Regions from separate parts of the Homo sapiens genome. Here region 2 is linked to region 1. A link is a contact called in ENCODE Hi-C data. All regions are on one chromosome and are shown on one strand. Each heading gives the region's core, a stretch centred on a gene start or an enhancer-like site at or near the end of the contact. The rest is flanking DNA. Distances are from core to core; before and after follow the strand shown. Region 1 overlaps LINC01828 (long intergenic non-protein coding RNA 1828). Region 2 has its middle 22 kb from the start of LINC01812.

Region 1 (6,418 bases), core at 2,714-5,213:
AAAATGAAAATTAGCTGGAAATGGTGGTGCATGCCTGTAGTCTTAGCTATTTGGAAGGCTGAGATGGGAGGATCCCTTGAGTCCAGAAGTTAAATGCTGCAGTGAGCTGTAATTGCTCCATGACACTCTGGCCTGAGTGATAGAGCAAGACCCTGTCTCTAAAAAAAATAAAAAATAAAAAGATAAAAAATTCTGCTCTCCTCAATTTAAAATTGACCTGCAGACTCACATGACTGTTCAGAGTCAATATCTCCTGACCCCTAAACACGTGTGCTGTAACCTAATGATTTGATTATATCTCCTTAGCATTTTCATGAATTTGTTTCCTATTTTAGGTTTTCCTACTCTATTTCAACACTGATATTACAAAGGATCCCCATCTTGATACTCCACCCTTGGAATAAATGGTGGAACACTTATGTATATATGGTGGTGGACTGTCTCTTCACTGATCCTGCAGACCAAGAATCAATTATAAAACAAATTATCAATTTGTAATAATCTTTCAGCAGCTAGAATAATCAGTTCATTTTAAAGCATCTGGGGTGATACTTTAATACAAAGCATACTGTATTCATTAATGGTTTATAAGCTAGCAGAGAGCCTGGCACATAGCAGATGCTCAAGAAATGGTTAGGAATAAATATTAACAAGCCAATCCATAATTATCAGCTGCTTGACTATAGCAATTAAGAGTTTGTGCAATATGAAAAAGTTACATTCACTGACTTCTAAAAATGTAGTTGAGACTAGGCAATTCTAATTCACTGCCCTGAATCTATGGATGTTTTTGTTTGTAACCAAGTACCAGGCTCTAACATATAAATGATTTATTGGAGGTAGAATTTTGAATTAACAGTTAGAAGAGCCTAGAAATAAACACAGGCACATATGGTTAACTGATATTTGACAAAGGTGCCAAGAATGTGCAATGGGAAAGAGATAGACTTTTCAAAAACTGAAATTGGGCAAACTGGATATCCACATGCAAAAGAATAAAACTGGACCCTTACCTTACACAATACACAAAAATGAACTTGAAACGAATTAAAGACTTAAATGTGAGTCCTGAAACCATAAAACTCCCAGAAAAAATAAGGAAAAGCCTTATTGACATTGACCTTGGCAATGATTTCTTTGATATGACAACTAAAAGCACAGAGAGCAAAAGCAAAAATTGACAAGTGGGATTACATCAAACTGAAAAGTTTCTGCACAGCAAAGCAAACAACAAAATGAGAAGATAACCTAGAGATTGGGAGAAAATATTTGCAAACCATATCCGATAAAGGGTTAATGCCCCAAATATATGAAGAACACATTAGCAAAAACCCAAATAACCCAATTAAAATAATGGGCAAAGGAACTGAATAGATGTTTCTCCACAGAAGAGGTACAGATGACCAACAGGTATATTAAAAGGTGCTCAATGTCACTAACCATCAGAGACATGCAAATCAAAATCACAGTGCGATATCCTCTCATACCAGTTAGAAGGTCTATTATAAAAAAGACGAAAAGAACAAATTTTGGTGACAGTGTGGAGAAAAGGGAACCTTTGTACACAGTTAGTGGAAATGTAGATTAATGCAGACCCTATGAAAAACAGTACAGAAATTCCTAAAAAGTAAAAAAAAAAAAAAAAAAAAAAAAAAATCGGGGTACCATACGATCCAGCAATCTCATTTCTGGGTATATATCGAAAGAAGTGAAATCAAGGTCTTGAAAAGATATCTGCCTTCCCATGTCCATCTCAGCATTATTTACAATAACCAAGACGTGGAAACAACCTAAATGTCTATCATTGGATCAAAGGATAAGGGAAACGTGGCCTATACATACAATGGAATATTATCCAACCTTAAAAGAAAGAGATACTGCCATTGGTGATGACATGGATGAATCTGGAGAATGTTATGCTAAGTGAAGTAAGTGAGACACAGGAGGATAAATACTGCACAGTCTCACTTATATGAGAAATCGAAAATAGGCAAACTCATAGAAGCAGAAAGGAGAATTATGGTTTCCAGGGCCTAGGGGAAGGGAGAAACAGAGAGGTAATGGTCAAAGGGTACAAATTTTCAGTTATGCAAGATGAGTGAGTTCTAGAGATATATTACTGTACAGAATAGTGCCTATAGTTAATAATACTATATGGTATATTTAAAAATTTGCTAAAAGGGTAGATCTTCTGTCAAGTGTTCTTATGACAATAAACAATAATAATAAAGAGGGTGGGAGGAAGCTTTTAGAGGTGATGGACATGTTTATGACATTGACTGTGGTAATGGTTACATGGGTATATACTTACCCATAAACTCAAGTTGTATACTTTAAATATGTACAGCTTTTTGTATGTCCATTATACCTCAAAAAGTGTTTTTTAAAAAATGTTGGCTGGGAGCGGTGGCTCACGCCTGTAATCCCAGAACTTTGGGAGGCCAAGATGGGCAGATCATGAGGTCAGGGGATCGAGACCATCCTGGCTAACATGGTGAAACCCCGTCTCTACTAAAAATACAAAAAAATTAGCCGGCCGTGGTGGCGGGTACCTGTAGTCCCAGCTAGTTGGGAGGCTGAGGCAAGAGAATGGCGTGAACCCAGGAGGTGGAGCTTGCAGTGAGCCGAGATCCCACCACTGCACTCCAGCCTGGGCGACAGAGCACAACAAAAAAGAAAAAGAAAAAAAATTGTCAGTAACAGGTCCGAGTGTAGTGGCTCAAGCCTATAATCACAGCACTTTGGGAGACCAAGGCGGAAGGATTGCTTGAGCCCAGGAGTTCAAGACCAGCCTAGGCAAAATAATGAGACCTCATCTCTTAAAAAAAAAAAAAAAAAAAAAAAAAGGCCGGTAACATGTGGAATGACTACACTTACATCATGTCATGGAAACCTAAATGATACATTACTTAGTGATATAGTTATCTATGTAAAATTAAAAATAAAAGCAAATAAATTATATACAAACAAAAATGAGCCAGAAGACTTGGATTCTAGTCATGTAGACTCTGCTGCATAGGAGGTAACTTTGGACAAGTCACTTCACATCTCTCAACACCAGTTTTCTTACTTATATAATTGAATTCATAATATAACCCTTTATGAGGATCACCTTGTGTGATGTGTATTAAAGCAATTAGCCGAAGCTTAGGTTAGCCCTATGCCTACCGCCCTTACCATCCTGCTTCCCTGGCAAACCAGTTGAAACTTATTTAAATATTTTTTACACTGTGACTGAAACTTCAAATGTCATATATTAAAAACAAAAACAACCTTTAAGATAGTAATCTAGGAGCTTCTGAAATGTATAAATAATGACATCAAACTTCATTTTGTTTTTAGTCCAGACAAACCTTCTGCATAAACACCTATTCCATGGCGTCTTTACGTATGGCCCCAATTTTTCTAAGTAATAGAAAACCAAAATGTATCCTTGGGTTTTGTAAATGGTAATGCACATTGTCTATGGTAGCAGAATCTGTACAAAGGAGGTCATCATTTCCTGGGAAGAGAAGATGAAGAAGTGAATTGAAGAATACAAAACAGAAGGAAAGAAAATGAAAAAGCACCCCATCATCAGATGTGAAGGTCCTAGGGAGTAGAACTCAAGAAATCTGTCAGCTTGAGCAAAACTCAGAACTTGGGGATGAAAAATATGAATGCTAAAACTACAAGTGTGCTGATAGCCTTTTTGCTGGATGGAAAAGAACAAATAATCAACCCACTACAAAGATCGAATCGTGCCGACAGCTCCAGAACGACAGCACTTACTTTGCAGTATGACATGTAGTTTCCATTCAGGGAAGCCCCAGTCAGAGGAGCAGTGTTCCAGTGGGTGGGTCTGACGTCAGGAAGGTGGATTCCATCCGACTTACAGCTGCACCAAAGGCCGACTTTGGCAGCAATTCCTGGGCTATAATTTTATAAACAGTCTTCTCTTCCCAGACTTCCAATGTGAATTTAGACCTCAGCACAGATTCTGTCTCACATCTTTATTCTGTGTCATCACATTCTAATCCGATGACAAACAGTTGGTCTGAGATTTCAGTATATTACTATATTAGTACAATTTATGTCCTGTGTGGAAGTTGATGAAGTGTAAAGACTATACTGCGGACTCGCCTGGATTCTAATCCAGCACCTAAACGGATAGTGTTGCTTTGGTGATCACAACAGCACTGTGTTATGAAATCAAATAGCTAGTTTGTGGTGCTGGCTCACTAGAAGGCACTGGCAGTGCTATTAATCACATTTTCCAAAAACTGGGCCAAAGCGCTGTGATTCTTCTTAAAATAATCATCACTATAATTTGGCATCGAGTCATGCCATGTTTTGCTTGATAAGGTTTACAGAAATATTATTTTTAAATGCATACTCTACGTTAAATAAGAAAGATATGTAGAATGCAGTGGATTCAGCTGAGTAGTCAGAAGATAACTACAGAGGTTACACGAGGCTGCCACTGCCCCATCAAGCAGACAGCGGCTTGATTCTCCCTGCTTAGAGAAAGAGGTAGTGCTAGATGGCAAACCAATTAGCCAAGTGCATTCTCATTCCAAGTTTCCTTCAGCTTATTTTTATTTTTTTTTTTTTAAGAAATTTCCACCACTTGAAAGTAGTGCAGTCTCCTGGCACATCCCAGAAGAAGTAGACCTTAAATAGATGAGCTCAAGAAGGATAGAAAGTAAATCAATTTCCATTTTCACAAGCCTGAGTCTGCTTATTTTCAGAGAGGACAAATCATGCAGAAAATAGTGCCAAATTACTCATGGTTTAATGACAATTTCGCAGAAAAGGCAACTGATCTCCACAGCTGTTATGCTCAGGACTATGTCTGGAGAGAGGTGGCTAGACCTGGATTGGGGTATCAGGGTGAGGACTTAATGCCTCAGGGACTAAAGCCTCACTCTGCTTCCTGGCTTGGCGTGGTGATGTAAACAAGATGCTCTACCTCGGGCAGCTGCCAAGTTGCTCTGCAGTACTCAATGGTATTTGTCATGTCTCCTTATGGCTGGCCTTTTTATCCTTGCTGAAACAAAAGAGATCAAACAATGTCATGTGGTATTACTTGAAGTAAATTCTTGGCCAACTCAACTATTTGCATGATAGTGTCTGGTTTATAACTTCTCTTTATTTTTGTTAGATCAACAGATATTTTTCAGGCCATGCTCCTTTTTGAAAGGGTGAGTATACGGGGAGGGATTATGTGCTAATTTTGCTGGACTATTTTAAAACTTTTAAAAGGAAGAGAAGTAGATGATTAGGCCTTTAGTCATGAGACATGACCTCAGTTTTCTCATAATGTTAAACAGGTAGATGTTGACTTATTGGGCTATTTCTTTCCTTGAACATTGCTCATTGTTGTTAGGGCTATGACATCAGCAGAGGCATGGGAACGTAGTACATTTTCTATAAGTGTGTATCAATTTCCCTATCTCATTGGGCTTGCTTTCATAAATATTTTTTAAAAATTTCTCCACCAGAGCACATCCAAAAGAAATACATGACCCGTATAGATAATTTTAAATTTTTTAGTAGCTACATCAAAAAAGTAAGAGCAGTGAAAGTAATTTTCATAACACATTTTATTTAACCCAATATATCTAAAATATCATTTCAACATAGAATATTACAAAAAATTGCTAATGATACATTTCACATTCATTTTTTCATACCATGTCTTAGAAATCCAGTCCATACAACATACCTCAATTTGAACTAGCCACATTTTAAGTGCTCAGTAGCCACGTGGGGCAGGTGGCCACTGTATTGGACAGCACAGATTGAGACTAAACATGATTACCCCAGCTGTTTTCAAAGTGTGTTTGCAATACCAGTGTAAGATTTTGCAGTATTCAGAAATAATCAAGGCTATAGAAGCCTTATATTATTTTATGTGAACACTTTCAGCGTGTCAAGGCACAAAATAAGTATGTATAAATTTGCTTGCCAGCAGGATTTCTTCTTAGTCACCTATTTAAACTACAAGGATGCCAGTAACCCATAGTGAAACCATAAATATTGGATTTATTATTCCTCCTTTCAATGGTATGACAGACATGTGTACTTAAATGGAGAGACAATTTACAATTGTGAAACATACTTTTTATTATTCCTGTCAAAATTATACTATTTTATTTTTTTTAACTAGAAAAGCCACATGATAAGTAAACTCTAGATTGAAATTCAGAAATATCACCCCTAAGATGAGAATACAGTTGACATACGGTTTGGGTGTCTGGGTCATGGTTTGATTCCACATATGGTGGTTCTTCCATGTAACAAACTGTGATCTCAGCTTGTACCACTCTAGTAAGAAGTCACTATTACTTTGATTTGATTAGCTAATCAGAATCTAAGGTTTAAGTTGAAAGGAAAAACAGGAAGATATATTTAATTCTATTATTTGTGAGATGAG
Region 2 (6,536 bases), core at 2,891-5,390, 590 kb before region 1:
TTTCTCAGGAACTTTCAAGTGGCGATTAGAATCATGGCATTCTAATAATGAAGGGTCTCACGGAAATTTTCCAGTCCTATCTCCTTATGTTATAGATAAAATGACTCTGGCACACTGAGGTCAAATTTTGATCACCCTCTCCCACCCAAGATCCAGACACCAAAGGTAGAGACAGTGTCCTTGTGTTCTTGGTAGACTGAGGTTAGGCTCACTTTCATTTTTTCCAGCCCCTTCTTATGCTAATAGATGTTGCTGATCTCACCATATGCTGAGTCCATATATCATTATCTTTAATAAACATTAATTGAGAGTTTCTCCTATTGTATACAAGGTTCTGTTCTGCGCACAGGCAAATTCAGTGACAAAAAAGACATAACCCATTCATTTAAAGACCTTAAAATCTTCAAGAAATAACATCAGGGTTCAAAAACATAAAGTAGTTTAAAGCTTATGTGTTCTGCTCGAGAGGTATAATTCAGAGTCCCAGCCTACAGGCAAGGGTGGGGTTTTAGTGCTGGCTTTCTGCCTTTATCCACTGTGACAACTTGAATATGTCACTTGCTATTTTTGAGCTTCTATCCCATCAGTTTAAAAACACTACTATTAATAATGTCTGTCCTTCCGAGTTTTGAGGCATAGATGAGATAAAATTGCCTGAAAACTGTGAAGCGTAGTAGAAATTAAAGGGATCCATATAAATTGAAGATCCCACTCTTGTGGGCATGTGCCCACGGAGTGAAGAGTTAAAGTAATTTATCATCCACTTATCATCATCATGATTCATATCTTCATTATTATAATCCAATTCCTTTTATTAAATACCTCCTTATACGTGGTACTTTATTATTCTCCAGTATCCTAAAACCAAACTGCTACTTTCACTTGACATTTCCAGGTGATCGTGACAAATCAGGGTCGACATGATCTGGTTAGATGTGGCAGTTGCCCATGTCACTTTTTGTATTTGTACATTGGCCACTTGTTTAGCACTTTGTTTGATTTTAGTCACACTATGTTCAACAGAGTGAGACAGTTGAATCTTAACCCAATAATGGGACTTAATTTCTTTATCAAGTTCACAGATGATGACTTGTAAATGTTGACAGTGATGTGACCCAGGAACAATGTCATTCCTATGGAGGAACTTTATGGAGAGATAGCACAAGTTTCAAATAATCTTAAAGAATTCCTCCATCCAATCAAAGGCAGGGGTCCCGAGAGTGTACTGTGACCCAGTGGTTATGATGCTTATTGTTAATGTGGTTGTCAAGGCTGAAATAAACATTCTAAGCTGGAAGTAACTCTCCTTTACAGATGTCTTTGCATGATTCTGAAGCAACCCAGGGATCAACCTGATGTTCATTTTATTCTTCCTACTGTTCTTTTACAACAGGAACTGGATTTTATTTGAGGGACAATGTGCTCAGCTTCTCTTGTAGCTAGAAGTTAGCAAATTAAATTAAGAAGTGGCTCAGTGGGATGTCCAGGAAAGCTTGAGAAGGGAACAATAGCTGACATGTACTTCCTTTTGTTCTTCCCATTTTTTTCTGCTCCATGCCTGGATATAAATGTGACTACTGGAGGCCCAGCCAACAGCCATCTTAGACCATGAGACAGTGTTGCAGATGGAAACCATGTGCTAACTGTGATGGAGCATAAAGATAGAAGGATCCTGACACTCCAGCACTTCCATGTCCTCCTGGACTGCCTTGCTCAGGACTTCCTTCACACGAGGAGGAAGCACATTTATTTAATCACTGTTATATCCAGCCCCTGCTACTAACAGTCAAATGCAATTCCTAACTGATACAGATGCCTTCCCCTCAATGAGTAGCGTCCTTGTTTCTTTGCAGCTAGCTCCTGGAAACGCTGTCTGTTGGTCTATGCTGATTCACAAGCCCCTACAAGAGCAGAGTTGGACTCAGCTTCTGCTAATGAGCAGAGGAATTGCTTGCGAATACAATGCTGGGATTATAAGGTGCTGGCAGCCATGCCAGAATAATAAGGCCAGATGGAAAATCATACTAGTAAATATCTTCGGTGAATATCCTGTCCCACTCCAGTGCCCTCCAAATACCGTAGCCCAGATCTACAGTTCATGTGGTGGGATTGCAGCCTCTCTTTCCCAGAGCCATCATTTCTGTCTGTGGGGAGAATGATGAGGGTCTTGGGTACTACTCCAAATTTTTCTCTGTGTAGCTATTCAGCAGGAGCCCATATTTGTTCCAACTTGTGACCAAAATCCTTGTTTGCTTGAGTTTTTTTTTTCCTCTAGCAATTTCATCTGTAATCTCAAAGATGAACGTTGCAATTTGCTGGGCTAATCTAATCCACCTTTGGCTTAACAATACCCTGTACTGGAAGAGGCCTAGAGGGCACCAGGCACTTGTTGGCTCACTGTGTCTTTATATTATAGGAGCACCCTCTTGACATTTGCCTTTGGGCCTTGTAGAGTTATACCCACTTTTGACATAATTTTAAGGCTAAATTTCAGGGAGAAATTTCAGAAAGATTCCTATAATCCTTGAATTGCTGTCCCTTCAAAGAGGTAGTTAATCTTTCAGTGGTATCTTGGCACATTCCTGGGACCAAAATAAGCAGGACAGATCTGAGACAGCAGACCCAGGGAAGAGGAAAATTCTCTGCTGGTCTTCCTCTTATGGGTGGGTGGGTTTGGTGGTCGTGGGCCAGATCTGAGTATGTTTATCAAAGGCAGCTGCTGGTGCAATTTAAACTGAATTCAGAAATTAGGATGGCAACGTTGCCACCATTAGTGAGTTTTCAGTGGGTTGTCTAAATGCTATGGTAAGTTGGTGGTCTGACTATATTTAGGGCCACATATTACTCACATAATCCTATTTATCTTACATATCCCAAATTTGCTTAAAAACCGGGATTGAGTAGGTAGGTGAAGTTGTGAGAGGAGGGAAAAAGTAAATGTCTTCTGTCTAATGACCTGAAAACAAATTTGCAAGATGGTTCTGGTAGAAGGAATTTTTTCCTCTTGGAATTACTTGTAGTTAAATACACAAAGAGTATAGCCAGAAGGAAGGGGTTTGTAAAGATAAAATACATATTTCCTTTTGAAACCTTTTTTTTTTTTTTCAACATATGTGACCTTAACCCAAACCCTAGTCTTTACTTCCATTTTGCTGAGATTTAAATAAAACAAACTAAAATTTGCAGGGAAGCCTGCCATAGTGTGTGTGTATTTTTTTTTTTTTAACTTTCCCCTTTTTTCAGGAGATTCTGGTAAATGAATTGAATAAATGTACTTAAGAAAAAAATCAACTCAGCTGGCACAAATCACTAATATCATGGGCTAAAGATTTCACTATTTTTTACAAGCCTTAATAATTATATAACTGTCTAGACAGCACTGTCCAGTAGAAATATGATCTAATGTGTATGATGCATAATTTAAAATTTTCTAGCAGCCACATTAAAAAAGGTGAAATTGACTTTAATATATTTAATTTACCCCAATTTATCCCAAATACTATCATTTCAACATGTGGTCAATGTGAAAAATCAATGAGATATTTTATACATTTTTTTTTTTTTTTTTTTTTTTTTTTTTACAGAATATCCCAATTTGGACTAGCCACATTTTAAGTGGCCAATAGCCACTCGTGGCTGGTGACTCCTGTATTGGACAGAGTAAGTCTAGAGGGCAGAGATCGTATCTGATTTACTCTATTCCCTTCCCAGTTTAACAAACCAGTGCCTAAATAACTGATTATTATTATTATTTTTTAAAGGACTGATTTTTGATCATGAGTGTTTTAGAGTGCTAATGTCTCGTTAGACGTTCTGGGAATAGAGCTGGTCAACTAGAAAAAGGAAAAGTTGTTCTCCAGAGACCCAGGCTTTTTGAATAGAAGAAGAAATGTCCCTAGAAGAAATGTCAGGCTGTGGGTTCCACGTTTTCTGGAAGTTACCCCCTTGCAAACAGGCAGGTTCAAGGCATCCATTTTTTTTTCTACCCGTAGGGGGAGCTCTTGGCCCTTTACTCTTAATAAATTCCAAGTCTGGTTCTCAGAGGCCGGCAGTTTGGAGTTCTTTCACCTGGGTCTGTGGAGAGGTTGTTTTTGGCTTCAAACCAGCAGTGCTTTCGCAATCTCCACACGTTACGGCTGCTGAAATGCGAGGACACCAGCCGGGTGGCGGCTTGAGTCTTGTGATTCCCAGGCAGTCCGGCGAAATGATAAACAAAAGTCTTTTGTGCAATATTAATAAGCTTTAAGCACTCCCCAGCCGAGCCCCTTGTCATCCAAGTAAGTCATGTGTATCAAAAGCCCTTATATGTGAAAGTTTGTTTTCATATCTGGCCAGCGTTGAATGGGAGCCCCCTTTGCCATGTTGTAAAACAAACATTTGTTTATTTTGTGAACAGTGCTGGCAGTATGATACAGGAACTGGGGGCTGAATGGAGAGACCCCTTTCCAAGGAGGCGCCTTTGAAAACCTTTTTGCTGGACCATTCCAACTGTCAACTGATCTTGAGTTCTGTTTACATTAAGACAATAACAGTGTTTCCTAAATAAATAAGTTAGGGACACCCGTGGGCCTTAATGAAACCCCATAAATGGGATGGAGGGGTGGGAGTGGGGAAGGAGTTTTTGTGCTGTGCAGAAACAATGGCCAGTTCATCTTACGGTGTCCCCAAGGCTTGTGTTTTTAAGACAGAAGGGGGCCTTTGTGTTAATTACACTGATAAAAACTCCCCTGGCAGGGCTTCCCCTGGACCGGTGGCATAAAAGATGTGACATTTCGCCCGTGTGAATGCCACACTGCCAAACAGACATTTTCTTAAGCAGAGAAGGCCAGCCCCCACCCCCTCTTCCTCACCAGTTGATCAGCTAACCTCTCCTGGTGTGTAGAGAAAATAAATAAAAACTGTAAGACTAAACCATCTGCTGCTGGGGGTGTCTGGCTTCTTTCTTAGTTGGGTTGGAGCTTCCAGGAATCCATCCATTTTGGTTTCTGAACGGTCCAAGTTGTCCTCAGGTAGGATGGACATAGAGGCAGACGGCTTGTAGTGGAGGAGGAGATGTTGCCCTGAGAGTTTGGGTTTCAGTGGGTTTTCCTGGGAAGCAGGAATTTCAGCTTGTTACTGGAAGTTACATTTCTGAGCAAAAGACGTATGCTAGGTGAAGACTGAAGGCTGAAGATGAGGAACCAGCAGGGCTCACTGCTTGTAAATTAGAAAATAATTTTCTAAATACTATGGTACTGCCATACAAAGTCGCTAAAATAGAGACTGTCATACAAATATTTTCAATTATAAGGATTTCTTATTTGTTCCACAGAAACATATTTAATATACATTTAATGTTAACATTCATATAATTTCATAACTTGCTTTTTTTTAGGTTAGTATTTTTTGATGGGCATTTTCTCCAACTTGCCACCTAATTTTTATAATGATCATTTTCAGTGAATGTACAATCTTCTAAGTGGATATACCATAATTTGCTAATCTGTATCCTTATCCTTGGGTACTCAGAATGTTTAGGATTTTTCATTATCATAAAATACTACAATGAATATCTTCATACCATACATTATTTCCTTTTTGGAGAAATATTGAGATAAATCTGCAGGCTATGATTACTTACGGCTTTTTGACACATAATAGCATGGTAGTTTCCCAGAAGGATTTTAAAATAAAGTAGCTTACTTTTCAGACTATGACGGTTACCTCCTTTTATAGTGGTTTCTTCGCACTTTCACTCCCCTCTAGCCCTTCTTATTTGTTCAGGACAATCCTTTCCCGTTCATGGGCTCCCTCAAATATCTCCACACAAATATTACCTGCTCCTTCTTATAAGGCTGATTCTGGGATATATTCATATGTTAAATGCAACTTGTAGTCACCATTATAATGTTTCAATGTGTAATACATTGAATAAATTCCTAATTGCCATGGTCTAGATATGGGTAAGATACCCTTAGTTGTAGAGTAATTTCTAATTTATATACTATGTCCTCATCCTCCAATAGCTTGAAATTGTTAATGTGGTCAGTATCTTTTCAGAAGTCTGCTCAGTTCGATGGCCAGAACTTCTCAATCTGTGAGAGTAATGGCCGTGTTTGGGCACATGACTGTGACCCCACTCTCCAACCCATGTCTGATGGGACCATGTGTGGACACTTGGAACAGACTGAGCCATGTGCTGTCATAGAGATAGAGGAAGAGAGGTGGGAGAATGGGGAGGTGGAGGAGAGGAAGAGGTGGGGGGAGAGAGGAAAGGAGAGAGAAAGGGAGAGAAGGAGACAGGAGAGAGAGAAAAGGGAGAGAGGAGAGAGAAAGGGAGAAAGGCAAGAAAGAGAAAGGAAGAGAGAGAAAGAAAGGGAGAGAGGGAGGGAAAGAGAGGGAGGGAGGGAGAGAGAATGCAGCAGAAAAATTGTTTCCTGGGTTTCTAATTATTTTCCTTCCCGTAGTTTCAGTCATTCAGCCATTTCTCAAGTCTGGCTGCATATTTTTGGCTTTGAATTTGGAGAGACACCCCACCCTACAAGAATTCTTGTAAT

What was found. Hi-C counts contacts between places; a loop is a spot of excess contacts on that map. Pooled maps may share reads with other maps.
Region 2: a loop to region 1 is called in a map of prostate gland, with 6 times the contacts of the local background. The contact joins two enhancer-like sites. A Hi-C loop is called at or near these places in 3 of 168 maps with a recorded cell type or tissue (ascending aorta, prostate gland and sigmoid colon) and 11 of 50 pooled maps.

What each region holds. Positions count from the first base shown.
Region 1 is chr2:67,258,561-67,264,978 of GRCh38, reverse strand. All of the region lies in intron 1 of LINC01828 (long intergenic non-protein coding RNA 1828), which reads right to left. Among named protein-coding and RNA genes, the nearest start is that of LINC01829, 46 kb to the right of the region's middle. Within about 2 kb of position 3,963, at least 19 of the 41 ENCODE cell types and tissues checked have a DNase peak (open chromatin) inside an H3K27ac peak, as active enhancers do; they include prostate gland, where a contact is called at or near this core.
Region 2 is chr2:67,844,100-67,850,635 of GRCh38, reverse strand. No RefSeq gene overlaps it. Among named protein-coding and RNA genes, the nearest start is that of LINC01812, 22 kb to the right of the region's middle. Within about 2 kb of position 4,140, at least 13 of the 41 ENCODE cell types and tissues checked have a DNase peak (open chromatin) inside an H3K27ac peak, as active enhancers do; they include prostate gland, where a contact is called at or near this core.